2 separate regions of the Homo sapiens genome follow, and region 1 is linked to region 2. Evidence: chromatin loops called from intact Hi-C (ENCODE). Cell type or tissue: thyroid gland. All regions are shown on one strand. Links, peaks and the distances in the headings refer to the core of each region. The heading gives the core; the rest is flanking DNA. Region 1 overlaps MTHFD1L (methylenetetrahydrofolate dehydrogenase (NADP+ dependent) 1 like). Region 2 has its middle 57 kb from the start of MIR12131.

Region 1 (16,217 bases), core at 4,524-12,523, 140 kb after region 2:
GTAGAGGTGTTCTGTGGTCTGGAACATAAATATTGAATATTCTAACAAATAAAAAGAAATGAAGGTGCAAGCCTTATAACCTTTCACTGAGGGACATAAAAAGAGTCTGAGTCAATGGAGGAAAATAGTTTGCTCATGGATGAGGAGACTTAACACTGTACAGACGTCACTTCTCTGAAACTTACTCAGTTCAATGCAAGTCCAATAAAAATCCCAAGCTCATTTTTGGTTACTTGGCCAATTAGTTCTGAAACTTACAATAAAGGGTTGATGTGGTTTGGATGGTGGTCCCCTCCAAATCTCATGGTGAAATGTAATCCTCAATGTTGGAGGTGGGGCCAGGTGGGAGGTGTTTGGATCACGGGGGCGGATCCCTCATGAATGGCTTGGTACTGTCCTCACGATAATGAGTGAGTTCTCACTCTGAGTTCTCAGGAGGTCTGCTTGTTGGCACCTCCCACCCCATCTCTTGCTCCCGCTCTTGCCATGTGATGCACTGGCTCCCCCCGCCTTCACCTTCTGCCCTGAGTGGAAGCTTCCTGAGGCCCTCACCAGAAGCCCAGCAGATGTTGGTGCCATGCTTGCACAGCCTTCAGAACCATGAGCCAAAATAAACTACTTTTCTTTATCCATTAACCAGTCTCAGGGATGCCTTTATAGCAACTCGAGAGTGAACTAACACAGGGTAATGGCATAAATAGTCAGATAACTTTAAAAATAAAACAAAACCAAAAGAACAAAGAAAGAGGACTTTTCTACTAGCTATCAATCATACCACAAAACTATGCTAATAAATTCCATGGGTACTGGCACAAGTATAGACAAATTAATCAACGGAAAAGAAGAAAGAACCCACAAAGACACTCAGCATGTGCAGGATAGTATATAACAGAGGTGACACAAATCAACAGAGAAAGGCTGACTACCATCTGACTTTTGGCTGGAGAGAAATAAAATTATATTCCTACCACATACCAGGCCTCCAAATAAACCCAATATGGAACAAAGGCATAAACTTGAAAATTATAACTCTACATATTGGAAGAAAACAGTGGGAACTCTATTATTCTGAAGTAGAGAAGGATTTCTTAAATGAGGTAACAATAGAATAACCCATAAAGGAAATGATATATAGATTTCACTACAGCAAAATTTAAAACTTGTTTTAAGAAGACATTATAAATAAGGTCAAAAAATAAGAGACAGACTGGAAGAAGATATATGCAAGTATTTATAAAGTCAAAAGATTAGTAATCTTCAAGGACCAATCTTTGTTAAAACTCTCTGAGCTTTCTAAGATCTATCCCAAAAGCCACCTCCTCCACGAAGCCTTCATGGATGAACCTTAGGCACATGTGAGCATCCTCTTCTTTGACATCTAGATGCCCTTGGGGCGCTCCTACCTGCAGCTTCAGAGGACAGGGATTCACTGGGGCCTGACTGTGAGTGGCTGCAGCAAAAGCTCATGCAATCTTGGGGTGTGTGAATGGAGCCCGAGTGTGTGAACAGTCACACAGACTTGGCAGCACCACACTGACACTGAAATCTCTTGGAGGGCCATGCCATACAAAAAATCGAAAGGAGGGCAGAATGTGAACCAAGGGACAAACGTTAGAAGGAAGTCGTTTTGAGTGCAGTGTTTAAGGAAGAACTATAATAACCAGAGCTCTCTCACTTAGCAGTGACCTGTCCTTGCCTGGAGGGTTCTGTATAAGCTGAATATGGTGCCAGGAATGTTGTACAAAGAGTTACTGCCTGAGTACAAAGTTGAGGCTGGGTTAGAGAAAGAAATTTAAGGGTAACTTTTTTTAAAATTTATTTTTGGTAGAGATGAGGTCTCACCATGTTGCCCAGGCTGGTCTCAAACTCCCGGCCTCAAGTGATTTTCCTGCATTGGCCTCCCAGGTTGCTGGGATTACAGGCGTGCCCTGCATGGGCAACTTCTAATGTAAAAGATTCAATGTTCATATTAGCTGAAGAATAAAGAATGGTTGATAAACTCTTTGAGCCTCGGGACCATCTCTTATTTACCTAGAGGCAAGATAGGATACAGCCCCTGGAATATATACAAGGCCCTCCCTATACAGTTGAACCAATGAATATTTCTATATTTCCTATTGACTAAGCTTGGGTTCCCTGTGGTTCAATAGCCACACAAGATGATAAGAAAATTCAGGTGTTGATGTGCTGCAGGCAACAGCGCAGAAGACTTTTTCCATGAATCTTAGATCATGAGCAGCCTATGTTGCTGGGCACTCAAGTGCTTGCTCCCAACACTGCACTGAAACTAATGCGAGCTCCTCTGCTGATCAACCAATGCCTGGCAAGGAACAACCTTTTTTAAGAAATAAAAGTTGGTAGGATGCTGGAAGATACTTCTTGCAGGAAAGAAGCCGCAGGGCAAGTCCAAGGACCTTGCTTTGTTAGAAGTCAGCTCCCAGAAGGGTGTGTTCTCCGGGCAGTAGAACAGTGGTTTTGGGAAGCAGGCAATGTTCCTGTTGCATCCAGTCTCTGGCCTGCACCTACCCCAGTGTGGCCACTCCAACCCTCCATGGGCTCTGCACAAAGGAGCTTGGTGGCTGTGTGAGGTAGAAGGGCTCAGAGAGAATGCAGCCCCTCCTTATGTGTGGTTAAATCATGTAACCTCCCTGAATTTATTTCCTCATTTCTAAGATGAGGATGTGAATACTTCACTATACATCACTGTACTGCACACGTTGAGTCAGTGTAAAACGCAAGCACGTTGTAAACGTCATGCTATACAAACCTTAAGTCATATTATTATGGAGTGAGAACGGTAGGGAGGACTGAAAGAATTACATTTTGCTTGGAAGTACAGCAAAACAAGATACTGTTACTCATAACACATTTAATCAACAGAATGCATTCTTTACTGAACTCAAGATCATAATTCAAAAATAAAGAGTGTGATTTTTCTGTTAATAATTTAAAAAACTCACATGGGAGCAAAGTAATAGCAATCGAATGACTAGTGAATAAATTGATGCGAGTGGATGGCTGAGTTGTTATTTAAAAAAATTTTTTTTATACAGAGACTCACTCTGTCACCCAGGGTGGAGTGGAATGGCGAGATCTTGGCTGACTGCAACCTCTGCCTCCTGGGTTCAAGTGATTCTCCTGCCTCAGCCTCCCAAGTAGCTGGGATTACAGGCATGTGCCACCACGCCCGGCTAATTTTGTATTTTTAGTAGAGACAGGGTTTCACCATGTTGGTCAGGCTGGTCTCAAACTCCTGACCTCAGGTGATCCGCTTGCCTCGGCCTCCCAAAGTGCTGGGATTACAGGCGTGAGCCACTGTGCCTGGCCTGATTTGTTATTTTTAAACACGAAAATGTTTTGTAAGAAATCTATCTATCTATCTATATAATATGTATATATATATTATTTATTTATTTATTTGAGACAGAGTCTCACTCTGTTACCCAGGCTGGTAGTGTAGTGGCGCGATCTTGGCTCACGGTAACCTCTGCCTTCTGGGTCAAGCAATTCTTTCTGCCTCAGCCTCCCGAACAGCTGGGATTACAGGCTCCCGCCACCACGCCTGGCTAATTTTTGTATTTTTAGTAGAGATGGGGTTTCACTATGTTGGCCAGGCTGGTCTTGAACTCCTGACCTCAGGTGATCTGCCTGCCTCGGCCTCCCAAAGTGCTGGGATTTCAGGTGTGAGCCACTGTGTCTGGCCTAAAATATATATTTTTAAGAACTTTAATTTTGGTAACGTACACATAACATATAATTTACCATCTTCTTTTCTTTTTTTGTGACCCAGGGTCTCATTCTGGAGTTCGGTGATGTGATCACGGCTCACTGCAGCCTCAACTTCCTGGGCTCAAGTGATCCTCTTACCTCAGCATACTGTGTAGCTATGACTACAGGTGTAAGCCACCAGCTAATTTCTAAAATTGTTGTAGAGATGGGGGTCTTGCTATGTTGTCCAGGCTGGTCTTGAACTCCTGGGCTCAAGTGATCTGCCTGCCTCAGACTTCCAAAGTGCTGGGATTACAGCCGCAAGCTACCATGCCTGGCCTAATTTACCATTTTAACCATTTCTAAGTGTACAGTTCAGTAGCGTTAAGTCCATTTATGGTGTCGGGCAACCAACCTCCAGAACTCTCTGTATTTAGCAAAACTGAAACTGTACCCATTAAGCAGCAACTTTCCATGCCCCTCCCCTTGGCCCCTGACAACCACCATTCTACTTCCTGTCTATGAATGTGACGGCTCTACAGGCCCCTACAAGTGGAATCAAGCAGTATCTGTCCTTCCGTGTCTGGTGTATTTCATTTAGCATAATGTTCTCAAGGTTCATCCGTGTGATAGGAGGTGTCCTTCCCAAGGCTGAATAATGTTCCATAGTATGTGTGTGCCATATTTAGCTGATCCCCGCTGACAGACAAGGGGGTTCCCACCTTTCAGCTACTGGGAACAATGCTGCTATCAACAGGGCTGCATGAGTACCTGCTTGAGTCCCTGCTTTCAATGCTTTTGGGCGTAAGGCAACATACATTTTTTTGTTACCAACTAAACTTTCTTCCTTTCCAATGTTTATTGGAAAGTGTTTTGGGAATTCCAAGGAGGTGCCGGGCTGACTGTGTGAGATGAGTAGTTGTGGTTTACTTCCTGTAGGACAAGCGCGACCACCCACACATGACGGTACTGTGAGGGGCCAGTAGTACGAATGAATCCCAACTGGGCGGCCCTGCTTCCCTGCCTCAACCCAGGGCTGTGTGCTTCCCAGCAGGCACTGCCATCTATCCAGCCCCACAGTTTCCCAGCACTCAGCACTTCTGATGCTTGGCCTCAACCTCGCCACCACTGGAGAAGATGAAGGTGCATTCTGGTGGCTTCCACAGGTATGACACTGTTTCCTGGGACCTGAAGAGAATGCACTGTCTACAACCTGAGCTACAACCCTGCAGCCACATGCTGAATAAAGTGCTTCAACTCACAGCTCAAAAGCCCATGGCCAGAGTGCTCTTGGGACTCCTGCTACAATTTTTGTTTTTCACTCACAAGTACAATTAAGGAAATAATCTTTTGGGTTTAGTGTAAATACTAAAATCTGCCCTGATAAGGTCCTTCCCCTTGCATGCAATCTATTTATATTCTGTTAGCAGGCAAGGAACTTCCTATGGTTAATCTGCTTGATTTGGGGGAGAAGTGTAATCTTTAAAGAAAAAAAAAAAAAAAGCCAAGCTCAGTCCAAAGGTCTTGATCTGAGCTTGATATTCACTTGTACTTCTCTGTAGTAAATGATAGCTTTTATAAACAAATAAAATGGCCAATTTATGACTGTTTATGCATTAATCATTGCTGGCTTTCTCTTGGTTCTGTAAATATTGACTAATATATTTACTTGCCACATTGTGCCTTGGAGAGTGGCCTGCACAAAGTAGGATCCCAAAGGCATCTGCTAAGTGATCAAATAACCACCTATGGCAAGTCCTTTCAAGACGTCAGGGCATTGTTCATACAGCTTCAGGGACTTTGTGTACCAAGAACTTCTGATGGATTGGGGACAATGAGACACAACAAACAACGATGACAGAAGAGAGTGTGCAGTCAAGACTCTGTATAAACATTACTATTAAAGTCAAGAGATCACAGGTTGCAGAGGGAGGCATGAAAATCAGCAAAAGCTGGCAAGATATTAAAAAAAAAGCTGGAATAGTGCATTAAAGAAAGGACAGGAGGCCTGGTGCGGTGGCTCACACCTGTAATCCCAGCACTTTGGGAGGCCAAGGTGGGCGGATCATGAGGTTAAGAGATCGAGACCATCCTGGCCAACATGGTGAAACCCCATCTCTATTTAAATAATACAAAAATTAGCTGGGAGTGGTGGCGCATTCCTGTAGTCAAAGCTACTTGGGAGGGTGAGGCAGGAGAATCACTTGAACCCGGGAGGTGGAGACTGCAGTGAGCTGAGATCGTGCCACTGGACTCCAGCCTGGTGACACAGCAAGACTCTGCCTCAAAAAAAAAAAAAAAAAAAAAAAAAAAGGATAGAAAGGACAGGAAAAATCTCAATAGGCAAAGAAGGGAAAGAAAGGCAGAAGCCAAGGTGAAATGGTGTCAAACACAGGGCTGAGTGGGACATAGTGAATATTCTGTCTATATAATGCACAGCTGCTTAACATATTAGCTACTTCAAAAGCCTGGTGTCTACACTTGTGTCTTTGGTCATTTTTGAACTAACATTATGTTAAATCTTCATATTCACCAAAAATGTAACCCTTCTCATACTCTACACTAATTCCTTTCCAAACTTCTTAAACATGTATTTCAGAAACGGAAATACTCTAGAACAAAGCTGTCCACTGCCACTTTCTATCACAATGGAAGATGTATCGTGTGTTCACTGGCCTCATGTGGCTATTAAAAGCACTGGAAATGGGACTGGAACAATCCAGAAACTGAACTGTCAATCTTAGCCACATGGGATATCAGGCAGTATGGCTCTAGAAAATAACTGTGACCAGTGGTTATATTGGTGGCACAGTCTCTCGCACAGAGCAGGCACAACATAAACACTAGCTGAATGACTCCACGAAGAAATAGTAGAGGATTTGGTGACCTTCATGCTTTATTAAATTCATTTTGTAGGTGTGGTGGACCAGGGTCCTAGAAGCTGAGTCACTCAAAGTTAAACAGTATAGCTTTCTTGGAAAGGCTCTGGAAATGCTCACTAGAATTCTTCAATTAAATTATTGAAGTCCTGTTTTTTAGTGGAATAAAATTGATCTGTACATTCTAGAAGAGCTGTTACATTTTAAAATAATTTTTTGATGACAAAAAATGGACAAAATAAAATGAAATGGAACAAAAGTTTAAAAATGAACTGTTAGAAATAAAGATCCATGAAGGCTTTATAACGTAGTAGGGGCGTCTCATCTTACTCAGAGGCCAAATTCTTAAGTCAGCAACTCTGAAAAATCTTTTAGAAGACCTATGAAAAACACTATGTAACACTCCACTCTCAATACCCTAGCATCTCTTAATGAGGCCCCACTGTTGTGAAGTATTGGAACACACTGCCATTTCTTCAGCCCTGCACCAAATGAAGTCGTTGGCATACATCGGGGGCCACAGTGAATGACAAATACATGGTTCTTTTCTTTCACCAAGGCTACAGAGTTGAATTCATATGGGTTAAATCTTCCTATGCTGTGATATTAGCAAAGTGTATTCCAAGTCCCGTAAAACATGTAAAGAGAAGGATCAATTAATAAACTTGTAAGTTGAATAGACATTTCCGGATACACAGTAATTATTTCCATTCGTATTTTGCATTTTAAATGAAGCATAAATTTTAAATGATCTACAAATACAGTTTGGCAAGCAGCCTTTCCTGTACTTCAAATTAAAGTACAACATGAAGCTGTCGATATTAATTTATACTGACCACACCACACTAGGTGCAAGGGCTTGCATTACCAATACCAACTGGAGTCCCGGGAGCGGCTCTGCCCTTGTTACTGAGAACAACAGGCCCCTGTATCGTTGACACAAAGCATGTCCTTGGCTGGAAATCAGCACATCTGAGCTACGTGCCGACGTCCACGAGCCTGCTCAGTGGGCATGGAGCCCTGTGGGCTCGCGGGCCCTGAGCAACAGGTTCACTCTGAAGACGCCTACATGTAGGGAATCTCATCCTTCTACGGCAAACCTGGGGTGCGGTGAGGGTAACCGGACTCTGGGAAATGGAAGAAAGGCTCGCCGCTAGAAAAGCTGCATTTCTCCACATGAAATAGTAAGAAATCCACATGGGTAATCTTTTATTACTCTCAAATAGAATAGTGTAGCAATGCCAAAAAACGGAATATATGGGAATAAGTGATTTTAAAGATCTCATCTCACCCAAAAGAGGGCAAAGTGCTGACTGGTTCGAGCACTCTGCTGGGCCCAGGAACACTCATGTACAGTGTTCTGTTTTGTTTTCTTTGAGACAGAGTCTTGTTCTGTTGCCCAGGCTCAAAAAAAACCCAAAACAAACACACACAAAAAAAACAGGCCGGGCATGATGGTGTGTAGTGGCATGTTCTTGGCTCACCGCAACCTCCACTTCCCAGGTTCAAGTGATTCTTGGGCCTTAGCCTCCAGAGTAGCTGGAATTACAGGCACGCACCACGATGCCCGGCTCATTTTTGTATTTTTAGTACAGATGGGGTTTTGCCATGTTGGCCAGGCTGGTCTCCAACTCCTGACTTCAAGTGATCTGCCCGCCTCAGTCTCCCAAAGGGTTGAGATTATAGGAGGGAGCCATCGTGCCTGGCCTTTTTTTTTTGAGCTTGGCTCTGTTGCTTAGGCTGGAATGCAGTGGGGTGATCTTGGCTCACTGCAACCTCTGCCTCCCAAGCTCAAGCAATCCTCCCACCTCAGCCTCCTGAGTAGCTGAGACTACAGTGCATGTGCCACTATGCCTGGCTAATTTTTAAAATATTTTTAGTAGAGACAGGATCTGCCATGTCACCCAGGTTAGTCTTGAACTCCTCGATTCTAGCGATCCTCCTACCTTGGCCTCCCTAAGTGCTAGGATTACAGGCATGAGCCGCCGCGCCTGGCCAAGCACAGTGTTCTCATGATGCATCTGCTCGTTCCTCTTCTACAAATCTGACTTAGGAACATCAATGTGTTACAAGAGCGAAATGAATGAATACAGGTGCAACGCTCGTTCCGTGTTCATGTTCAAGGAGCCCTTGTACTTTATTAAAAAAAAAAATCCCAACCTCTCAGAGACTGGGGAGACTGGAAGCCTGTGCTGTTTGAGTGTTTTTTTCCCCTAAACCCTAAGATCGTAGTTTTCTGTCTTAAGTGGTCCATTACGTGTGGTACCTTTAATGTTTGTTCCTGTGATCATATTTAATGGTCTTCACGAGCTTGCTTTTAGATTGAGAAAGTGGACACTCTCTCCACTGCAATGGTCTCATGTGATCTAAATTTAAGTCAGAAAGCCTGGGGAGGGATGGAGTGAGTGGTAGAAGGCAGCCGGCCAACATGTAGTGTGACTTTGATAGTTCATCATTTTACCTTCTCTCATAATTTTAGATGAAATAAGGCATTTCTAGAAACTTACATCATAGTGACAATCATTTTGCATGCTAGAAGAAAGCTTTCAATGACACTACAGGGATTCTTGTGACATGTGTAAGTATAATAAATACAGGCCACTGTTTTTTTCTCATTGGGTGCTATTTCAACCATCGAGGAAAGAAAGCTGGGGCAAGCTTTGCCAGAATCACAGGGATGAGTGGGATGCTTTGAGAAGGTTGGGCCAGTGCTCATGACAGGTGCAGATCCCTCGAAACTGTCTAACACAGCTGAATGACGTGCCTGGCAGGCTGGGTGGTGGGTTATATACTGCCGGCCAGCAGAGGTTTCATAAAGAACCTAGAAGCCAGTGTTGGAGAAGCATCTAGATTTGAGAGGGATCTAAGGTGTGTTTGCAGAAGGTCTGGTCAAGCAGGAGGTATCCGGGGCTTGGTGCAGTGGCTCATGCCTGTAATCCCGGCACTTTGGGAGGCTGAGGAGGACAGATCACTTGAGGTCAGGAGTTCGAGACCAGCCCAGCCAACATGGTGAAACTCTGCCTTTACTAAAAATACAAAAATTTGCTGGGCATAGTGGCCCACACCTGTAATCCCAGCTACTCAGGAGGCTGAGGCAGAAGAATTGCTTGAAACCGGGAGGTGGAGGTTGCAGTGAGCCGAGATCGTGCCAATGCACTCCAGCCTGGGTGACAGAGCGAGACTCTGCCTCAAAAAAAAAAAAAAAACCCAAAAACCAACCAACCAACCAACAAACAAAAAAACATAAAAAAAGCAGGGGGTATCTGGAGATTTGGGGTTGGATCATGGAAAGGGGGCCAGGGGATAAGAGGCTTATGGGAGGCTTGTTGAAGCCACTCACATTGAACAATCTAAGACTGTTTAAAGGCAGCTCAACCATAATTAAGAAAGCAGAATATTAAAGAGCATGGGGGAAGAAACAGGTTTATGAGTGAGATGCATAACTGACTGGAAAATGTAAGGACCAGCTTTCCACAGAACACTCCAAACATTCTAATGCACAACAGGAGAAGAGGGAGCGCTGAAGAAAGGGCTACTGACTCAGGCTGGCCCTGGGCGTGTCTGAAGATGGGAGGGAGAGCCGGGGGAGGTCAAAGGCCCTGAGGGGGAAGACAGCTTTTCCAGGGACAAGGACAACCAAAAGAAAGGACAGCCTTTCAACCTAGAGTGTGTTTTTTCCCTTCTAATTACTGTGAAATGTAAAAGGCAACAGAGATGTGCATCAATACCCTTTTAAGTTTTAAGATCCTATTAATTAAACCCTGTATGTACAATGTGAATGTACTTAATGCCACAGACTATACATGTAAAAGCGATTAAAGGGGAAATTGTATGTTATACATATTTTTACCACAATGGAAGATCCCCCACTGTATATCCATAGATATGCATTTTTAAATGTTTATTTCAATGTGGAGGCTCTAGTTGCAAATGCTCCAAGTCCATGTAAAGGATAGTTCTCACACCCCACCAACAACTGGTGTAGGTTCCAGCTGGCATTTTCAAGATGTAGAAAATAATTTCTTAAGAACCAACCAGAAAAACAACAACAATAACAACAAACATCCTGCCTTAAAAAAGACCAGCAGAGGAGGAAACACCCCTGGCCATCTGGGCAGTGAGAGCGTGAAGTTCAGAAGTCAGCAGAGCTGGCTGCGGCTCCAGGCTGTCTTCGTGGTTTGTTTTGCTCTTCCTTCATCCAGCCCCCACTGGGATCAAGAGAATGGCTTCACGCAAGGAACAGGAAAGACCTTTTAATAAAAACAAACACTATCCTGTCTTGCTGTCAAGGCTACACCTTAAAATGTTTGCAAGGCTAGAGGAAGGATACAGAGATGATTTTCAACCTTAACTCCTCATTTAACAAACAATATTCCGACTGAATGTCAAGCTGACTTCTCCGGGTCATACCTCCTTCTTTGCAAAAATGACTGATGTTTTATGATATCACTAAGGGCTCCCAATTCTCACGGAGAAGGAAAAACGTCAGTGTCTTGGTTTAGTTCAGTAGTGCTTTAGGAGACTTGACTTCTAATTCCTGGTTTTAACCCAGAGCAAAATAAACCAATCTTGGAGTTTGACAAAGTTACCTTGAGTTACAGGAGAATTCTTGAAGGTGAATTCAGGAGGCCCACTCTCTTTCCAAGTGAACATGACAGGAGGAAGAACCAGCATTGATTGACTACTTTCCTCCATTTTTTTCTTTTTGAGACAGAGTCTAACTCTGTTGCCCAGGCTGGAGTGCAGTGGTGTGATCTCAGCTCACTGCAACCTCTACCTCCCAGGTTCAAGCGATTCTCCTGCCTCAGCCTCCCGAGTAGCTGGGACTACAGGTGCGTGACACCACACCTGTCTAGTTTTTGTATTTTTAGTAGAGATGGGGTTTCACCATGTTTCCCAGGCTGGTCTCGAACTCCTGGCCTCAGGTGATCCACCTGCCTCAGCCTCCCAAGGTGCTGGGATTACAGGCGAGAGCCACCACTCCTGGCCTTCATTGCCTGCTTTCTATGTTCCAGCATTTTACTCTGGGGCATTTCATTTGGGTCTCACAGCAACTTGGTGAAGTTGGTGTCACTGTCAGACACCATTGTACAAATGAGGATGCTGAGGCTCGAGAGATTAGTCAGCTTCCCCAAATTGTGTCCACAGTAGGAGGCCTACTCAAGGTTTAAACTTAATTTGCATGATCCCAAAGCTTTAGCCTGTTAGCTCTATGTAATATGTTCCTTCTCCTATCAAGCGTCCATTTCTTATGGACAAGTCCATCACCTTCCCATCTATAATGCAGAGTTGAGCCCACATAGCAGATGGGATGTGCGGAGGCATGCCTGGAAGAACGTATGGAGGAGGGATTTCTTAGCTAATAAAGTGCGCATGTAGATTAGCGTTTCTTTCAGCCATCATATTTCCCTGCATCCCTGCAGACATGGAGATATTCTCTTAGTGAACGATAAAGATATAATTGTCAAAAGTCACATTAGAAAGGAAAATTCAAAGAGAAGATGATCTTGAGGGGGACTTTTAACAGCTTCTTAAAAGGGACTGCAATCACCCTCAAGGGTAGAGAGGAAATGATCCTCTGTATTTCAAGTTTAAACACATTCATTTTCACACAATAAAACTTCTTCTGAGCAATTAGTCTACTACACCTTATTCCATATTTTTCAATCTTTATTCTAAATTATTCATTGCTGCCTCCATCCGGTACCATAATTAAAAGTTGCCTACTCTTGAGTTAGAAGTTACTCTGGCAAAAAGAGATGCCAAATTGTTCTCTAGACAGCAGTTGCTGCTGAAGTCAGTTTTCTATAAAGTTCAGCAGAGACTCCCAAGTCAGAAGTGCAGCCTGTTTCTCACTTAACCTGTGAGCTCGCCATTAGGAAGTCCAGCACACTGCTGTCTGGCCGCACAGTGCCTCTGAGAGCCAGGTGCCCCACTCTCTCCAGCTGAATCACTCTCCAGTGGGGTTCCGAGACAATTTCTACTTCACATTCAAATGCAGTCATGCCCTGGGCTCTAGCACTATTTCCCATTACCCTAAATCATCTCCGGTGTTTTCCTTCCACAAGACTGGGGTGGAGAAAGAATAGCACACAAGATGCCATTAGTCTTGTACTGAATACATTCTTGGGGATATAAAGTCTGGGGAGACACCAAGGGGCACACAGAAACCCAGTTTGCTTTGAGAAGCAAAGGTGGGAGAGTGTCATATGCAAAGCATTTATAACTTCTTTCTCCTATAGAGCAATGCCATATCTTTCTCACTGCCCAGCACCCAAGGGTTGGTTGTGAGGGTGTGGGGTTGTAGGGGAGGTAAAAAGGGCTTCCAGAAAACCATTACTTAAGTTACTAAAGTTTTACCAGCACCAATCAATGCAAGAAATCCGGGGCAAAGAAGGCTTGAGCTCTATTACTGACTGCACCAATGAATTCAGATTTTTACATGGTGACAAGACAAGACTGTAAATGGTCTTAGATGATCTAAATCTTGCTGGTGTGAGGAACACAGCTAACAGGCAGACAGTACAAAGAGAGCCAGCAGCAGCAGCAGCTCTTTTCATGAACTGTCATGCTGCAGTAGGCTGGGAGGCTGATTATCTAACAAACAATTATGCAGCTCAAATCGAATTTCTGTTACAAGAAAAGCGAGAAGTGTGTTGGCAAAGGAGGCAGGGATCCTGGCCTTGAGGTCGCCTATCAATAGAGGACTTTAGACCACATTATTATTAAACATTTTCCTCCTTTCAGAAGAGAGCTGACATTTTAGCAGCATTATCTGCATGAAGAATGGGAATTCAGAAAAAAAAATTGAAATATCAGTGGAAAGGAAAAGGGTTCATGTTAGGGTTAGTGCATGTCTGAGACAGCATAACTCAGAAGCATTTCTTCTGATTACTGACCTCTTTTTCACCTGGGATGTTTTCCTTGAAAAGAGCCGCACTTTGTGAAATCATTCATGAAAATAACTGCCTTTGCTATGCAGAGTGGGGTGGTTCATGATCAGACGGCAAGATGGCATGATCAGATGGCATGATCAGAGGCACACTCACAGCAGGATCTGGGGGTGACTCTCCCTACAGTGGTTTATGTAGAAAGGCTCTGGCATGTGCCAAGGGTTGTAGGTACCCTGGCAAGCCTTACCCAGGACCAAAGAACAGGAACCCAGGGTCTCCTTGGCCACCTGCCATCTGAGTTGGCTTCAATGCCTCTGACTTGCCCACAGCAGGGCTACATCTATTTTGCGCTGAACACCTCTAGGTCTGAGAACTCAAAGCTTCCAACTGGAACATTTTTCTTTTCACTCATCCAAAATCTTCTCCCTCAATTGATCTCTACCGCCTCTGTAGTCCAGAATATTCTAGTTCCTCATTCACAAAATGGCCTCATAAAAATGAAAAACCTTTTATGAGCTAGCCTCCAATTAATTCCCTGTGTCCTTCCTTCCGTAAACACTGACTGCGTGCCAGCGATGATGTCCCCTGTGTGGCATGGAATCTGTGCCTATGCCCATCACTGTCACCCTTTCTCTTCAGGGGGGTCACTCAGTCACTGTCCCCTTTAACTATGTCTCCCCCCAGACCTCCAATACACACACACTTTTGAGCACAGTACTTAGCTCTGAAGAACAGAGCAGGGTGATGACCTCAACCATCTGGATATTCTTTCTCCCAGCTCTGCCTCTTCCTAGCTATGGGACACTGAGCAGTTGACTTAGTCTCTTCGTGCTTTAGTTTTCTTGTCTGTAAAATGGGAAGATATCACCAGTTTCCACCTAAGAGGGATGTTAGGACCAAAGAGGTGAACATGTGCAAAGCGCCCATATACCCAGCTCACAAACAACTCCTTAAAAGCGAGAGCTGTGGTAATATTAAATATTAATACATCAGCCCCGTTCTCTCACCACTGTGACTCCAGGCTTATCAACAACGCTGCTAAGCTCTTGCTTCACGGATTTCTTCTTCACTTATGCTATTGATTTATGCCACTGAACAGGAAAGAAGAGTGTCTGTGACATCTGAGTGACTCAACAATAGAATATGTGAGGGATGAAGGAACAGGAGAAGCAGCAATCAGCTTGAAGCCTGGGCACTCCACAATCATGCACTACCCCTGAAGACAAATCCATCAGCCAGAATCGGAACCACAAAATTCAGAATGGAGATGTCAGACGGGTGCAAAGACAGACGATCTGAGGAGGAGAGTGAGCCCTGGGAAGCTCAGGTCTTCTGACTGAACCATCGACATGTGCTTAAAAATATCCTAGAGGACCCAGCAATCCCACTTCTGGGAATACATTTCCAAAAGAATTGAAAACATGGCATGAACCCGGGAGGCGGAGCTTGCAGTGAGCCGAGATTGCGCCACTGCACTCCAGCCTGGGCGACAGAGCAAGACTCCGTCTCAAAAAAAAAAAAAAAAAAAAAAGAAAACACGGTCTTGAAGGGATACTTGTACATATGCCATATGCCATAAACACGCATGCTCATACAGCATTACTTACAATAGCTGTGAGGGGGAGCTCAAGTGTCCATCCACAGATGGACAAAGAAACAAAATGTGGGATATCCAAAGAATGGGAGCGTATTCAGCCCGAAAAATAAAGGAAATTCTGGCCGGGCGCGGTGGCTCACACCTGTAATCCCAGCACTTTGGGAAGCCGAGGTGGGTGGATCACAAGGTCAGGAGTTTGAGACCAGCCTGACGAACATGGTGAAACCCTGTCTCTGCTAAAAATACAAAAATTAGCTGGGCGTGGTGGTGCACGCCTGTAATCCCAGCTACTCGGGAGCCTGAGGCAGGAGAATTGCTTGAACCCGAGAGCAGAAGGTTGCGGTGAGCTGAGATGGTGCCTCTGCACTCCAGCCCGGGCAACAAAAGCGAAACTCCATCTCAAAAAAAAAAAAGAAGGGAAATTCTGACACTCTACAACATGCACGCACATTATGCTAAGTGAAATAAGCCAGCCACAGTATGATGCTACTTACATGAGGTCCCTGGAGTTGTTACATTCATGGAAATGAAGGAGAATGGTAGCTGGCAGGGACTGTAGGGAGGGGCATGGGGAGTTGTTCAGTGGGTACAGTTTCAGTTTTGCAAGATGAAAAGCGTTCTGGAGATTGGCTGCATGACAATGTGAATGTACTTAACACTACTGACGTGCACTTAAAAATGGTTAAGATGGGCCAGGTGTGGTGGCTCACGCCTGCAACCCTAGCACTCTGGGAGGCCGAGGCGGGTGGACTGCCGGAGCTCAGGAGTTCGAGACCAGCCCGGGCAACACGGTGAAACCCCGACTCTACTAAAATAAAAAAGAAATTAGCCAGGCACGCTTGCTTGCGCCTGTAGTCCCAGCTACTTGGGAGGCTGAGGCAGAAGAATTGCTTGAACCCGGGAGGTGGAGGTTGCAGTGAGCCGAGATCACGCCATTGCACTCCAGCCTGGGCAACAGAGCAAGGCTCTGTCTCAAAAAAAAAAAAAAAAAAAAAAGGCTAAGATAGTAAATTTTGTTATATATATATTTACCACAATGAAAATAAATAAATATATTATGTATGTATATATACACACACATACACTAGACATAGTTCAATAAAACCACAAGAGAAAAGAACCATAACAGAAATGAACAAG
Region 2 (16,217 bases), core at 3,521-11,520:
AGACCATCCTGGCCAACATGGCGAAACCCAGTTTCTACTAAAAGTACAAAAATTAGCCAGGCATGGAGGCAGGTGCCTGTAATCCCAGCTACTCGGGCGGCTGAGACAGGAGAATTGCTTGAACCCGGGCAGCAAAGGTTGCAGTAAGCCGAGATTGCGCCATTGCATTCCGGCCTGGGTAACAGAGTGAGACTTTGTCTCAAAAAAAAAAAAAAAAAAAAAAAAAGACAAAAAGAAACCAACCAAACAAAAACCAAAAAGCCCTGAACCCATATTCCCCTGTAGCAACTGCCCCAATCCTTTGCCCTTGCTCTTCTGCACAGCAAGAGTTCTTGAGAATTATCTGTGCTGTTTCTACTCAACTCCATCCTCAACTCACTGCCCTTTGGCTTCCATCTCCACCAGAGAACTGAAATTACCATCGTCAAGGTTACCACTGATCCCCATTTGCCTAAACCAGTGGTCAATCCTCATCGACTTGGTTTCACTATGGCATTCAGTGGCTGACCCCTTCCTCTAGACGCATGACCTTTTCTTGGCTCCGTGGGCACCACTCTCTCCCGGCTTTACTCCTATCTCATTGCCTCTTTTGCTGGTTCCTCCTCTGGTTGAAGTCCCTTGTCTCAGTACTTTCACCCTTGGTGATTTCATCCTGCCTCAAGGCTGTCAATGCCATTCAGATGCTGATGACTCCAAATTTTATCTGTAGCACTGACCATTCTCTTGAATGCGAAACTCAGAAATCCACCAGTCTGCTGGACTTCTCCAAGGCAGATTGACAGGCATCTCCAGGTTAAAACATTGAAAGTAGAACTTTTTATCCCTCCCTAGGCTTTCCCGTCATAATCATCCTCTTCTTCATCTTCCCCATCTTAATAAATGTTACCATCTGGCAGGTGGCCAGATCCAAATCCTCCTGAGCGGATTCTGCTTAAAATTCTCTAACAGCTTCCCATTGCAGTTAGAAAAACAGCACGGTGTGATCAGGCACAGTGTGACGTGGCCTCCACCCTGGGACGTCATTTGGCTTCTCTCGGTGTGCTACATCATGAGTCTTTCCTGCTCCCAGGACACATTTTGCTTGGTCCTGGGTTTGTGCTGGCTGTCTCCCCTCCCCGGAAGGCCCTTTTTCCAGATCTTCACCTAGCACAATCTCCTTAATTTATAAAGAATTCTTATAAATCAATATAAATTACTAACTTCCCAGTGAAAAGGTGGCAAAGGATACAAAGAGACAAACCACAGAAGAGGAAAACCAGTGTATCTCCTCTTCTGTGGCTGAAGTCAGGTAAAATGATGCTTTTTATTTATTTATTTATTTATTTATTTTTGAGACGAAGACTTGCTCTGTTGCCCAGGCTGGAGAGCAGTGGTGTGATCTGGGCTCAATGCAACCTCCGCCTCCTGGGTTCAAGTGATTCTCCTGCCTCAGCCTCCCAAGTAGCTGGGATTACAGGCGCCCGCCACCACACCCCGCCAATTTTTGTATTTTTAGTAGAGACGGGGTTTCACCACGTCGGTCAGGCTGGTCTCAAACTCCTGACCTCAAGTGATCCACCCACCTCGGCCTCCAAAAGTGCTGGGATTACAGGCGTTAAGCCACCATGCCTGGCCTAACATGACGCTTTACCTGATTTATAACACAAGATATACAAAGGCACAAAACTAAAATGAGGTCACATGGGTTACCTATTAGATTGGCAAAGGTAAAAAGCTGGTAACGACTGTGTTGGCAAGAGGTTGGGGAAGAGACACTATCACATGTTTTGTTAGTGGGAATACACATTAGTACATTTATGGAAAGTAATTGATGGTATTCATCAAAATTTGCAATGTGCATACCCCTTGCCCCAGAAATGTTATTTCTAGGAATTTTCCTGCAGATGTGCTGGCACATGTACAAGATTGTGGATATACAAGTTTCTTCATTGCAGCTTTGTTTGTAATAAGTAAAAGATTTGAAACAATCATCCATTAATATAGGACTAGTTTAATTCATAACTAATTAATAATACAATGGACTACAAGGCAGTCTTTACAAAAACTAAGCTGTTCTACATGCTTTGCTATTAAAACATCTCCAGGATATATAATTAAATAAAAGAAGCAAAATACAGACTGAAGGTGTAAAGCATGATATACCTTCATTCTGGAAGCTGGATGGAAAAATTATGAATTTTTTTTTTTTTTTTTTGACATGGAGTCTTGCTCTGTTGCCAGGCTGGAGTGCAGTGGTACAATCTCGGCTCACTGCAACCTCCGACTCCCTGGTTCAAGTGACTCTCCTGCCTCAGCCTCCCGAGTAGCTGGGATTACAGGCACATGCCACCAGGCCCAGCTAATTTTTGTATTTTTAGTAGAGACGGGGTTTCACCATGTTGGCCAGGATGGTCTCAATCTCCTGACCTCGTGATCTGCCTGCCTTGGCCTCCCAAAGTGCTGGGATTACAGACATGAGCCACCGCACCCAGCCGAATATTTTTGATTATATATGCATAAAATATCTCTGGAAGAAAATATAGGAAAGTAACAGTCTTTGGGGAGAGAAATAACATGGATGGTAAGGAAGAGAGTCTTAACTTTTACTATAAACCCTTTTGTTTGTTTTTTTTTTGAGACAGAGTCTTGCTCTGTCACCCAGGCTGGATTGCAGTGACGCGATCTTGGCTCACTGCAAGCTCCACCTCCTGGGTTCACGCCATTCTCCTGCCTCAGCCTCCTGAGTAGCTGGGACTACAGACGCCCGCTACCACGCCCAGCTAATTTTTTGTATTTTTAGTAGAGACAAGGTTTCACTATGTCGGTCAGGTTGATCTCGATCTCCTGACCTCTTGAGCCGCCCGCCTCAACCTCCCAAAGTGCTGGGATTACAGGTGTGAGCCACCATGCCCGGCCTATACACCCCTTTTTACCTTTTGTTTTGTACCATGTGTGTATTACCTATTCAATTAATAAATAATTGAAAAAATATATATAAAAGGTGTGTAAGAAGAAGGGTCCATGAGAGGCTGAGAAACAATGACCTGCAAAGTAAGAGGAAAGGCGAGAGAATTGTAGCTGTAGTCAGGGGTGAGACTTCCAACAAGTTTCCTGTAGGAACCCTGAGCCCACCCATAGATAGCACAATGAGGCCAAGAGGATAAAGCCTGAAGAGTACCCTCTGGGCTTGGTGATTCCCGTGCAGATTCTTAGGAATGATTTTGGTTGACACAAAATCCTACTCTGTAATTTTTATTTTTATTACTTATTTATTTACTTATTTTTGAGACAGAGTCTCGCTCTGTCACCCAGGCTGGAGTACAGTGGCACAATCTCGGCTCACTGCAACCTCCACCACCCGGGTTCAAGCAATTCCCCTGCCTCAGCCTCCCAAGTAGCTGGGATTACAGGCATGCACCACCATGCCCAGCTAATTTTTGTATTTTTAGTAGAGACAGGGTTTCACCATGTTGGCCAGGCTGGTCTCGAACTCCTGACCTCAGGTGATCTGCCCACCTCGGCCTCCCAAAGTGCTGGGATTATAGGCATAAGCCACCGCACCCAGCCCTCTGGCTGTACAATTTTTAAAATAGCCACCCAACATCTTTTGGACAGTTTTCCTCTCTTTGGGGAATTTCATGCACTGTGAATCTTGACTTCCCTTGGAGGAAACAGGAAACTCACTTTCCCTTGGGGTTAGGGCTTTGTCATTGACACAGGCTCTGTCAATGAGACGAGCCCAGCCGAGACTTCATTTAGAAAGAGGGTAATGCAAGGAAACAGCTCTTGTGAGAGGGTGGTGTGGGTGCCTGGCTTTGGGGCAGTGGCGGTGGAGATTCTGGCACACACTGGCAGTGCCCGGGCCTGGCACGGCATTTCATCTAAGCATTCTGAATGAAAAACACATGGCCTGCCACATTTGTGCATAATTGGTCCGGAGTGGTGCTAGCTGCAAAGCCCCACACCTGATTCTTGGACTCCCACGGAAATCTTGGTAGTATATTTTAAAATATACAGGTGGTGGCTCACGCCTGTAATCCCAGCACTTTGGGAGGCCGAGGTGGGTGAATCACCTGAGGTCAGAAGATCGAGACCAGCCTGACCAACATGGTGAAACCCATGTCTGCTAAAAATTCCAAAAAAAAAATTAGCTGGGTGTGGTGGTGGGCACCTGTATTCCCAGCTATTCAGGAGTCTGAGGCAGGAGAATCCCTTGAACTCAGGAGGTGGAGATTGCAGTGAGCCAAGATCACGCCACTGCACTCCAGCCTAGGCAACGAAGTGAGACTCCACTGCAAAAAAAAAAAAAAAAAGAAACTCAATAAATTCCTTTTTTGTTTTAAATAACTTACAATGGATTTTGTAGTGATTTTTTTTGGAGGGCGGATGTAGGTTAGAAAGACATCAAGCAGCCTGGGCAACAAAGAAACACTTCATCTCTACAAAAAATAAAAATTTGCTGGGCTTGATGGTGTGTAGTAGTAGTCTCAGCTACTTGGGAGGCTGAGCTGGGAGGATCACTTCAGCCCAGAAGTTGGAGGCTATAGTGAGCTATATCACACCACTGCACTCTAGCCTGGGAGACAGAGCGATACCCCATCTTAAAAAAAAAAAAAAAAGTCAAGGGTAAATACGGTTGTTGGAAGCCAGTTTTCTCACTGTTGGAGTGGGAGATTACAGGTAAGCAAGGGAGGGTGTTAGAATGATCCAGATGGCACTGGATTAGCATTGGAGACATCAGTATAACTCATGTTTAGCTTAATACTGATATAGATGTACATACAGAACTATTTTTAGATATATGGATATACATAGGCAAATATAGTACATGGACATATATTTCCTTGCTCTCTCAGCTGAAAGGCTTAGAGGCAATAACACCCCAATAGCAACAAGCACCCCAATAACTGAGCAATAGCAACAGGACTAGATCTTAGTTTCTTTCTTTTCTTTTCTTTTCTTTTTTTCTTAAGACAGAGTCTCTCTCTGTTGCCCAGGTTGGAGAGCAATGGCACGATCTCGGCTCAATGCAACCTCTGCCTCCCAGGTTCAAGCAATTCTCCCATCTCAGGCTTCCAAGTACAGGCGCCTACCACCATGTCTGTCTAATTTTTTGTGTTTTTACTAGAGACGAGGTTTTGCCATTTTGGCCAGGCTGGTCTCGAACCCCTGACCTCAGGTGATCCGTCTGCCTCAGCCTCCCAAAGTGCTGGGATTATAAAAATGAAAGAGCCAGACACAGTGGCTCAGTTTCTAACACCATTTTCCAATAAAAGGAACCAAGGACTCTTAGAGAAATGGCTGATTCAAGGAGTGGGGCAGGAAAGATGAACCTGGAGGCATCACAACTACATGAAATGTGCAGATCTTTCTTGGCTACTAAGGAAACTTAACCAACTAATCGAGACAATTTTATGAAATACAGGAAATCTGATATGGACTGTGATCTAGATAATATCAAGGAATTACTGTTAATTTTTTAGGAGTGACAATGACATTGAAATTAAGAAAATGTCTATATTTTTAGAGATGCGTCCCGAAGGATGAGGGGCTAAAATGACATGATATCTGGAATTTGCTGTAAAGAAAGGGGAAAATTGGGATAGATGAAGAAGTGTGGCAAATCTTGGTAACTGCTGAATCTCGGGTTCATTGTAGAATGTCCTCTGCTTCTGAGGATGCTTGAAATTTTTCATTAGCGCATTTCTTTTTTTTTGAGACAGAGTCTTGCTCTGTCACCCAGGCTGGAGTGTAATGGCTTGATCTCGGCTCACTGCAACCTCCGTCTCCCAGGTTCAAGTGATTCTCCTGTCTCAGCCCCCTGAGTAGCTGAGATTACAGGCGCCCACCCCTGAGCCCAGCTAATTTTGTTGTATTTTTAGTAGAGATGGGGTTTCACCATATTAGCCAGGCTGGTCCTGACCTCAGGTGATCCATCCGCCTCGGCCTCCCAAAGTGCTGGGATCACAGGCGTGGGCCACTGTGCCAGCCTCATAATGCATTTTTTTAAAAAGCTAGAAAAAGATTTGGGTTGAGAATAGAGTTAGCGATGTTCATTCCACCTGTAATCCCAGGCTGCGTAGGAGCTCCGATGTGATGGACGCTGCTGTGGCTGAGAGAGAGGTGTCGGTGGGTGGGCTGCCCCTGATCCAGGACTGAGCCAGGAGGGCCTCTGATCCCAGATCTGGAGTTGAGAAAGGGGAGTTGACTGCTGGAGGACCCATTTTTTTCTCTTATATCAGTGGCTGGCTGGGAAACCTGGGGTGCCTTTTCTTGATGTTGCCCCGCGCTCGCTAGCCCATGGAAGGCACACTAAACAGCAGAAGAAACAGAAGCTCCCACCCCACTTGTGTGTTTGTGGCTACCTAGCAGTTCTTGCTACTCTATTGTAGGGTGTGAGAAACAGTGATTACGGTAGAGTTTGTGATGTTTGTTTTTCTCAAGATCAAAACCCCATCTCCCCTCTGTTAACATAAACCATCAAAAGTCGATCTGTATTTAATTTTCCTTGGGTGGTCCTGGGTTGACATCTTGCCCTTTTGTCTTACCATAAGAACTTGGGAACCCAATCCTTTGTTCCATCTGCTCTGAAGACAGCCCACCTCCCGCTGCTGGCCTGGCGGTTCCAGCATGGATTCTGTGTTTTGAAACCTCATCTAAAGTTACAGGGAACAAGAGATCCTTACATTTCAAGTGAGCATTCTGAGCGAAAAGCATGTGTCCTGGCCACATTCGTGCACACTGGTCTGCATTCATGAGAAAGCCCGCAGAGCAGGAGCGAGGCCAAAAATATGACCCCTCCCTGCCCCCATGTCTTAAAGCCTCCCCTGCATTGAACAGACTGTCCTGCTGCTTGAAGAGGGGTAAATGAAGCCCACTTTGGAGAGAAGGAACAGGGCTCTGATGGCTTGCGATCTGGCTAGGGCTTGCTCTGTCGCCTGCCTGGCCCATGGTGGCTTCTTCCCTTCTTCCCAAAGTGGAATTCAGGGGAACGGAGTGTCGAGACAAAAACTGCCGTAACAGCTCCTGGAACCTGAGCTCACTGCATTTTGAAAGTGCCTCTGCAAGCTGGAATTCTTCAGGGAGGCCACTCCTTCAATCTGAGCACAGATGCATGACCAATCTGACCCTTCTGAAGCACGTGTTTCTCTGGCACCTGCAAGGCAGGGCTATCCCAGAAATGCAGAAATGTACACAAGCCCACGTGCTCGCTTGCTCACATGACCAATCGCAACCCACAGGGGACACCTAGAGCCAATGGAAGGAGCACAGGAAGGCCAAGTGTCCCTCCTACCTGGGCATCTCTCAGCCTGGGACAATCCACTCACTTCACCGCACACAAAAAATGCACCCGCTTGGTGACTACAGGACAACAGTGCTGGAAACTTAGCGGTGACGTGAAACTTCACATCATTATCCTTCTTTTCATTTCCCTGCAGTCTGGAGTCTGGTCCTATTGAAAAATCCTAAAAAGGCTGGATACAAATCATAAAACACAGCTTGCATGCAGAATTACTATGATGTGGGCATCTTGAATTCATTACTCCTGTGGTTTATAGGGTATATTTAAAATGTATACACTAAAGTGAATATAAACTTTATGGTTCATTTTGCCCAAGAGAAAGGGACGGATGAGAGGAAATTAAAGCTGTGCTCTGGCACACTCACCATGGAGCTTCACCCGCTCAAGGCAGCTGATACCGCTGGGTCCTGGAGGTCTGCACAGCGCCCCTTCCCGGGACTACCTCCCTTTGGGTGGTGCTCAGTTCTCCCGGGGCTGACAATTGTGTTCTCAAAGTTTCCCAGGCATCACTTGAAAATCTGCTCATACGAAACCACCTCAGAGCTCGGAGCGAAATTGCTCACGTTTTTCAGGTGTATGGATGCAATTATACAGCTAACAATCTGGGGCTGTTGCTCACCTGTGCATAGGCATTTATCAATCATGCCTAAACCTTCCAGGAGATGGGTCCAGAGATAAACGACTTCAGGTGTGACCATGACATTCAAGGCTGGGAAAGCAGACTTGAAAAGTTTCATTTAAGGGATCTTGATTTTCAGGTGAGGCAGAACCCCCTAATGTAGAGAAGCTCTGATGAAATGCAGGGCAACCCCGGTTGTCGTGGCAGTCTAGCTCTTGTTAAAGTTCTTAAAGTCACTTGTGGTCACTAAGTTGTCTGGATGAAATAAGCAGTACCTGCTAACTTTATGGATAAAATAAATCATAATATTTAAAATACTCAGGATAGTGATTGACACATAGTGTTGTATGCTATTTGTTTCAAAGTCTGGTTTCCAAAGCAATGTCATCTCTCTCCTCTTCTCTCTCTCTCTCTCTCTCTCTGTCTCATCTATGGAGAGACATTGGTTTTGAATCGAGGCCCTACCACATTGCAACTATGCAATTTAAGGCAGGTTAAATAATCTTTCTTTGCCTCAGTTTCTTCATCTGTGCAATAGAAATACAAATTGTACATTGCAATAATATTTTGAGGATTTCATAAGTGACTATTTAAACTCTTAAAGTCTCTATAAAATAAGAGCTGCAGGCTGGGTGTGGTGGCTCACTCTTGTAATCCCAGCACTTTGAGAGGCCGAGGTGGGAGGATTATTTGAGCCCAGGACTTTGAGACCAACCTGGACAACCTAGTGAGAGGCTGTCTCTATTAAAAAAAAAAGAAAGAAAGAAGAAAAACTCTGTAAGTGCTGGGTATTATAATTCTTATATCTGGATCGATGTTAATAATAGTATTTCTGAGTGGTAGAATCATAGATGAATGTCTACTTCATATTATGTTTGGTAAATTGAAGCTTCCCCTGGCTGGGGTACATTTTCTTGGTCTTCCTATGCTTTGTGTGCTTAACCCTGTGTCTGGCTGATAGTAGCTGCTCAATAAATGTTGAACTCAGCTGCTAAGATTGCATTGCATGGGCCAGGTGTGGTGGCTCATGCCTATAATTCCCAGCACTTTGGGAGGCTGAGGTGGGTGGATCACTTGAGCTCAGGAATTTGAGACCAGCCTAACCAACGCGGTGAAACCCCGTCTCTACAAAAAATACAAAAATTACCTGGGCGTGGTGGCGCACGCCTGTAATCCCAGCTACTCAGGAGACTGAGGCAGGAGAATTGCTTGAACCTGAGAGGTGGAGCTTGCAGTGAGCCAAGATTGCACCACTGCACTCCAGCCTGGGTGACAAGAGTGACACTCTGCCTCAAAAAAAAATAAAAAATAAAAAATAAAGACTGCATTACGTAATCAGTACTTCTCCCAGATACCATATCCATGGTCATTGTCTCATGTTTTCATAGCTTTCTAGGAAGTTTCTGGAACAAAATTGGTATGAGATGAAATAAAGCCTAGTAAGTACCAATTCACATGAACATATCCCTCACAAAATTGTGTCTCTTTTTCAAGACTGTGGAGGGCTTAGATAACAGGTTCTGGGCTTGTGCTCTCAAGGGAGGACCCTCTGTAAGCCTGTGCTATGTGATTTGCCATAAAAACAACAAACAAACTACCAGTTAATCATCTGCATATGTGGCCCATGTACTGCTGGCCCCCGGGAATGGTAAGTAAATGGGATTTTTATGGAAGTCAGACCTCTGAACAGGCAGTGAAATTGGCAGTCATGGAAAACATAAACAGCAAAAAACACGATTACAAGAAAGCATTTATGGTATGATTTCATATGCATGTAAAACTACATATATAAATCTTATATGCATATACGTAGGGAATGTCTTCAAATACAAATGGTAGTTATCTTTGGTAGTGGGATTTAGTGCAGTTTTTTCTCTTTGTTTATACTTTTTCTATACAGAAAAAATACACATGATTATATATGAGGAAGAAAAAAATAATCATGCATCAAGGGAACTGATTTGTTCAATAGACTTCAAAAATTAACTGTAAGGGGCTGGGCGCAGTGGCTGACGCCTGTAATCCCAGCATTTTGGGAGGCTAAGGCGAGAAGATCACTTGAGCCCAGGAGTTCAAGACCGGCCTGGGCAACAAAGTGCTACCCCCTACCTCTACAAAAAATTTCAAAATTAGCCAGGCGTGGTGGCACACATCTGCAGTCCCAGCTACTTGGGAGGCTGAGGCAGAAGGATTACTTGAGCCCAGGAGGTGAGGCTGCAGTGAGCTGTGTTTGTGCCACTGCCATCTAGCCTGGGTCATATAGCCAGATCCTGTCTCAAAAATATATATCTATATAAAACAAGCAAACATTAACCATAAGGATTTGAAATCTGTTGTCTAGTAGGTTTTCTAGACTTAGCAAATAACAATACAGGACACCTAGTTAAAGTTTGATAAACAATTGTAAGTATGGCCCCATATAATATTTTGGGCATTGCCTCTTTTTTTTTTCTCCAAAAAATGAAAAGAAATGTAAAGTAGGAGTATAACTTCTTCTACACTTCTACCATTATTTATATTTCTTCTCATTCTTTTCTCTGTAAGTAGGTTTTACATGGTCTGGAGTCATACCTTGTGTGTGCAGTTTTCATTCACTTAACAAGTCATATTGGTTCCCTATTGGGGACCAGGCGCTGTGCTAAGCACTGGGGATACAGTAGGAGTAACACAGGTTTGCTGTTGCCTCTACTCAACATAAAATCATTTTGCACAGTTTTTGCATTAAAAACTTTAAATGGATGCATAATCTGCTATCAAGTTATTATATTCCATTTTACTTAACCAATCTTCCATTGTGGCTTAATTTATTCATTTGTTTGCATATTAGCTTTTTGCTGTTGTAAATAATAGTGCCCTGAATGGATTTGTACATCGAGTTTTCTCATGTTTTTGAATTATTTTATTTTAAGGATAGACACTTAAAAATACTATTTTAGGCGGGGCACAGTGGCTCACACCTGTAATCCTGGCACTTTGGGATGGGGAGGCAGCTGGATCGCCTGAGGTCAGGAGTTCGAGACCAGCCTGGACAACATGGTGAAACCCCGTCTCTACTAAAAATACAAAAATTAGCCTGGCGTGGTGGCGCATGCCTGTAATCCCAGCTACTCAGGAGGCTGAGGCAGGAGAATTGCATCATGAACCCAGGAGGTGGAGGTTGCATTGAGCCAAGATCGCACCACTGCACTCCAGCCTGGGCAAGAGTGAGATTGTCTCAAGAAAATTAAAAAAAAAAAAAAAATTATTTTTAGGCTAGTTGGAATTTCATAATAATTTCTTTAGAAAAGGTTAATTGGCCAGAATGACAAAAAGAATCAAAGCCTATATATTTCCTTTTACTTTATTTTTATTTTTATTTTATTTTTTTGAGACAAGGTCTCATTCTATTGCCCAGGCTGGAGTGCAGGTGCCATCTTGGCTCACTGCAGCCTCAGCCCCCCAGGCTCAAGTGATCCTCCTGCCTCAGCCTCCCAAGTAGCTGGGACTACAGGTGTGCGCCACCACACCTGGATAGTTTTTTTGTATTTTTGGTAGAGACAGGGTTTCACCGTGTTGCCAGGCTATTCTCAAACTCCTGGGCTGAAGCAATCCACCCAGCTCATCCTCCCAGAGTGTTGGGATTACAGACGTGAGCCACTGCATCCGGCCAAAGTCTATATTTCTTTGCCTGCAAATACGTTTAATTATCTTTCCATATATGTGTTCACAAATTTTATTTGGCGGGTTGTCTACTCATTTTGTGGGGAAGGTCTTGGTGATGTTTCTTACTTTATGAAATCATATAAAAAGGCTATTAAGTTTGTATAATATTTATTTTTGCACTTTTCAGCCTATTGGTGCCTTATTTTTGGTTATTGATTTTATTTTTATTTTTTACTTAGGGCAATTTAACATTGTATCTATTAAAATCTGTTCATCTTTTGATTTCAAGTGTTTCTTAGTATAGAATGTCATTTTTCTATCTAGATGTTTACCACCTATTTAATTTATTTTATTCTTTTTTATATTTTAAAATATATTAAAACCTTAAATCATCTGGAACTTATTTTGGTATAGGTTTGTAGTGAATAACAATAGGATTTTTATTCCAGATGACCTATATATTATTCCCAAAGAAAACTGCATTTTTCTTTCTTTCCCTTTGACTTTTATAATGGCTTTTTCTCATGTATTTAATTTTATTGTATAATAAGGCTTATCTTTGGATAAGCCTTGTATACCATTATCACACTGTTCTTTATTATGAAATCTAATAGCATAGTATTAGAAAGTATTATAGTATTATATGATAAAGTATACAGAATGCAAATTATTACAGTTTTACAATATACTGTTAAATGTTAGAGTAATTCTCCTAATTCTAGAGTCTTCTTTCTGAAAAAAATATTAAGTTCTACAAAACTTCCATGGGGATTTGAGTTGGAATAGCAGTAAAGGTATACATTAATTAGATAACAATGGACACTTCTCCACCCAGGGACATGAATGTCTCTATTTATTCAATTCTCCTCCTATCTATATTTGTTAACCAAACCTTATCTTGATTTCAGTTTACATTTCTCTTATGAAGGTTACACATGGGTCTCTCATACCATCATGGCTGGGTCCCACTAGATCCACCCTGATCTACTCAGATCAGCTCCACTTTTGTCTGCTTTATATATTGTCTCTAAATCATCTTTTAGAGTTATGCAATTTAACATGATGTGAAAAATCACTGGACTAACCAATGTGTTAAAATCCCTTCCACTCAGAAAAGCTTGATTCTATTGTCTCCAAAATGCAGGGTGCTTTCTTGCCTCTGCCTTTGCTAATATTGTTCTTCCTCCTACCTGAAGTGGATACCCACTCCAAATCTACATATCCCCAGCTATTTGGGAGGCTGAGGCAGGAGGATTGCCTGATCCTGCAGAGGTAGAGGCTGCAGTGAGCCCTCCAGCCTGCACTCCAGCCTGGGCAACAGAGTGAGACTCTGTCTTAAGAAGAAAGAAAGAAAGAGAAAGAAAGAGAGAAACACAAAGAAAGAAAGAGAGAAAGAGAGAAAGAAAGAAAGAGAGAGAGAAGAAAGAAAGAAAGAAAGAAAGAGAGAGAGAGAAAGAAAAAGGAAGGAAGGAAGGGAAAAAGAAACAACAGGACCAGCCTGGGCAACACAGCAAGACTCTATGAAAATTTAATTTAATTTAACTCAAAATAATAATAAATAAAATATATAAATAAAAAAAATAAATAAAAATAAACACCTTCATCAATGTCGCTCCTAAATCTTTTGGAGATTTCATGTATTACTGACAGACACACTCGTGGTTAGCATGAACAACTTAAGATTTACTGAAACATCCAGATTTATCCTGTGAAAATACAGTTAACTTCTTATATTCCAGTGAGTGAAAAGGCATGGATTTGAAGATTTGTCCACAGAGTGATGAATGGCTGTACTCTCAGTTTCTATCTGTGTGAAAATCTACTCGTCCTCACAGTCACAAGTTCTTTACATACTAGAAAATGTGTGAGAGATGGAGGTAAGGGGTGGCAGCTGTGGAGGCCAAAGTGGGTTTTTTTTTTGGTTTGTTTACCAACTAGATTTTGCTCTGGTTAAGACCGCATGGTACAAACCAAGAGAGATTTGTGTTTTCCCGTGTAGCAAGACATTCTAAATAAATGTTCCTTGAAGAGGGGACTTTTACAAACTTTGGCCTGGAACTTTGGCAAAAATCCAAAAAAAAAAAAAAAAAAAAAAGAAGGAGTGGACAGGAGCAGCATGGAACTGGGCTGGGGGGTGGAGTCAGCAGTTGAGCTCACAGCAAACAGCTTTTGAAGGTATTTTTTCAGCTCTTCTTTGTATTAATATAAGATATAAAGAAAAGCAACCTTTTTTGAGGGTCTGCTGTATGTCTGAAGTGCCCCCCTAACCAAGTCTCAGTGTGTAACCTCAATTTGACAACTGTTGGATACAAAGCCTTAGGCTAAAAGTCTATAATCCCACAGTCTGTAATCCCCTCCCTCATCCCTCTTGCCCCATTTATCAGGGCATCCATCTGAACTTCACAAGGAAAAGAACTTGGTACCTTTGGCCCCTTCTCAACCATATAAAAGCACCAAAGCAGGACAATGTAGGGATAGAAAGTATCTTAGAAACTACTAGTTTGCCAGGGCTACCAAATAATGTATGCCAAACTGGGTGGCTTAAAATAACACAAACACATTGTCTCAGAGCTCTGGAGGCCAGAAGACTGAAGTCAAGGTTTTACCCATGTTCTCTCTGAAACCTGTAGGGAAAAACCTTTCCTTGCCTCTTCTAGTTTCTGGTGTTTTCCAGCAATCCTTGATGTTTTTCGGCTTGCAGCTGTATCACTCCACTCTCTGCACCTGTCACCACATGGTCATCTTCTCTCTTGTTTCCCTGTCTCTGTCTCTGTGTCTCTTCTCTTCTTCTTCTTCTTTTTTTTTTTTTTTTTTTTTTTTTTTTTTTTTGAGGCAGAGTCTTGCTCTGCCACCCAGGCTGGAGTGCAGTGGTGTGATCACAGCTTGCTGCAACCTCCGCCTCCAGGGTTCAAGCGATTCTCCTGCCTCAGACTCCCGAGTCGCTGGGATTACAAGCGTGCGCCACCACGCCCAGCTAATTTTTGTGTTTTTCTTAGAGACAGGGTTTCGCTATGTTGGCCAGGCTGGTCTTGAACTCCTGAGCTCAAGTGATCTGCCCACCTCGGGCTCCCAAAGTGCCGGGATTATAGGCGTGAGCCACTGCACCAGGGCCAGAACTTTTAATATATCTCTTGCAGGGAGGGGACACAATTCAACCGGTAAGAGAGAGCATCTTCTTCCGCTCATTCCTTTTCGTTTGGTTTTGAGGAAAGTTAGGATCTCAGAGGTTGAGTTGGAGAGTCAATCTGTATGAAATGGTACATTATTATTCTTGGCAGTCCTAGTTTCAGGAGACTGGAAACCCATCTTGCTCTAGAGTAGGCTGAAAGGAGTTCTTGGATCACAGAACCTAAAGAAGAATGAACCATCCGACTGTGAGAGGTCCTCATTCCAGCCTGGCTTCCGAAGCTACTAGAACTAGGGGCGCCAGTGGGTCAGGATGTTTCTTATTCTCTTATTTGGGCTTCATTCTCTTTTGAAAGGATTTCTTTTAATGGTAGGTAACGTAGTCAGTTCCCAAGTTTTATCCTGGGAGTTCTTAGTTCTAGAAAAGGATTGCCTTCAAGGCTGGATCCCAAAGGCAGATGCCCTTGGGGAGAGAGCTGGTGGCCCATGGGGATAGGCGAGCTTGATCTTGGACCAGTGAACTTCCACCAGAGGAAGGGAGCACCATAAAAACAGGCCAGTTTCTGACCAGGCACAGTGGCTCACGCCTGTAATCCCAGTACTTTGGGAGGATGAGGCGGGCGGATCACTTGAGGTCAGGAATTTGAGACCAGCCTGGACAACATGGTGAAACCCTGTCTCTACCAAAAATACAAAAAGTAGCCAGGCATGGTGGTGCATACCTGTAATCCCAGCTACTCGGGAGGCTGAGGCAGGAGAATCACTTGAACCCAGGAGGTGGAGGTTGCAGTGAGCCGAGATGGCGTCACTGCACTCCAGCCTGGGCGACTGAGCGAGGCTCTGTCTCAAAAATAAACAAATTAAAAAAAGGGCAGTTTCTGCAGGAGTCTCACAGGGGAAGACAAGGGGAACAGGAGGCTGAGGAGACAATATGAGAGATGTCCACTATAAAAAGATAATTCAAGGGCGAAAATCCAATTTTTATGTAAATTATCCAGATGGGCTCCAATGCTTATTCATATTCACCAAAGAAATTGCTCCGTTCTCTATTTTATGTCATTTAGGAGATCAGGTTTATGTCTGTGCCCCAGGGAAAGGACCCATGACATTTACTACATTTGAATTCAAATAGTAATTTTAGATTAATTTGAAAATTGATTAGGTCAGATGTTTCTACAGACATGTTTTTGCCCTTTTATGCTATAGGGGGTCAAATATCCATTTATGGGTCCAGGATTTATTTGTAAAAACAGACTTTCAAGTCAATTACTAACATCCACTGGAGTTTAAACATGACCATTTTTAAAGTGCATATTTTCTCAAAAATATCCTTCTTTTAATTTCTTTTAAAGCATTTGTTTATGAGAAACAGGTAACTATGCAAACTCTAGGACTGTCATAAATGAATTAAATGTACTTATTTCTGGATTATCACTACTGATTGTCAGGCTTAATCAGTTAGAAAGTAAAAGTAATTTTTACCTCTTTCTGCTAAACTAGAGGACAGAGTGAGTATGGGAAGATGACCTTTTTCCTAGCAAAACGGCA

Evidence for each region. Hi-C counts contacts between places; a loop is a spot of excess contacts. Peaks named below come from ENCODE experiments on the same cell type or tissue, not always from the same donor. Only the 100,000 strongest peaks of a DNase experiment are listed, where the experiment ranks them.
Region 1: it touches region 2 in a loop (2.2-fold over the local background); 2 of 110 quality-filtered maps call a loop at or near these places.

What each region holds. Positions count from the first base shown.
Region 1 is chr6:151,016,625-151,032,841 of GRCh38, reverse strand. The region is part of intron 24 of MTHFD1L (methylenetetrahydrofolate dehydrogenase (NADP+ dependent) 1 like); the gene reads right to left. Among named protein-coding and RNA genes, the nearest start is that of MIR12131, 78 kb to the left of the region's middle. In thyroid gland, for the core only: no CTCF peak of the experiment used is centred there; DNase peaks (open chromatin) are centred at 7,511 and 8,071; H3K27ac peaks cover 2,646 bases.
Region 2 is chr6:151,152,034-151,168,250 of GRCh38, reverse strand. No RefSeq gene overlaps it. Among named protein-coding and RNA genes, the nearest start is that of MIR12131, 57 kb to the right of the region's middle. RefSeq lists enhancers at 3,351-3,851, 3,852-4,352. In thyroid gland, for the core only: no CTCF peak of the experiment used is centred there; DNase peaks (open chromatin) are centred at 6,760, 7,200 and 7,797; H3K27ac peaks cover 1,366 bases.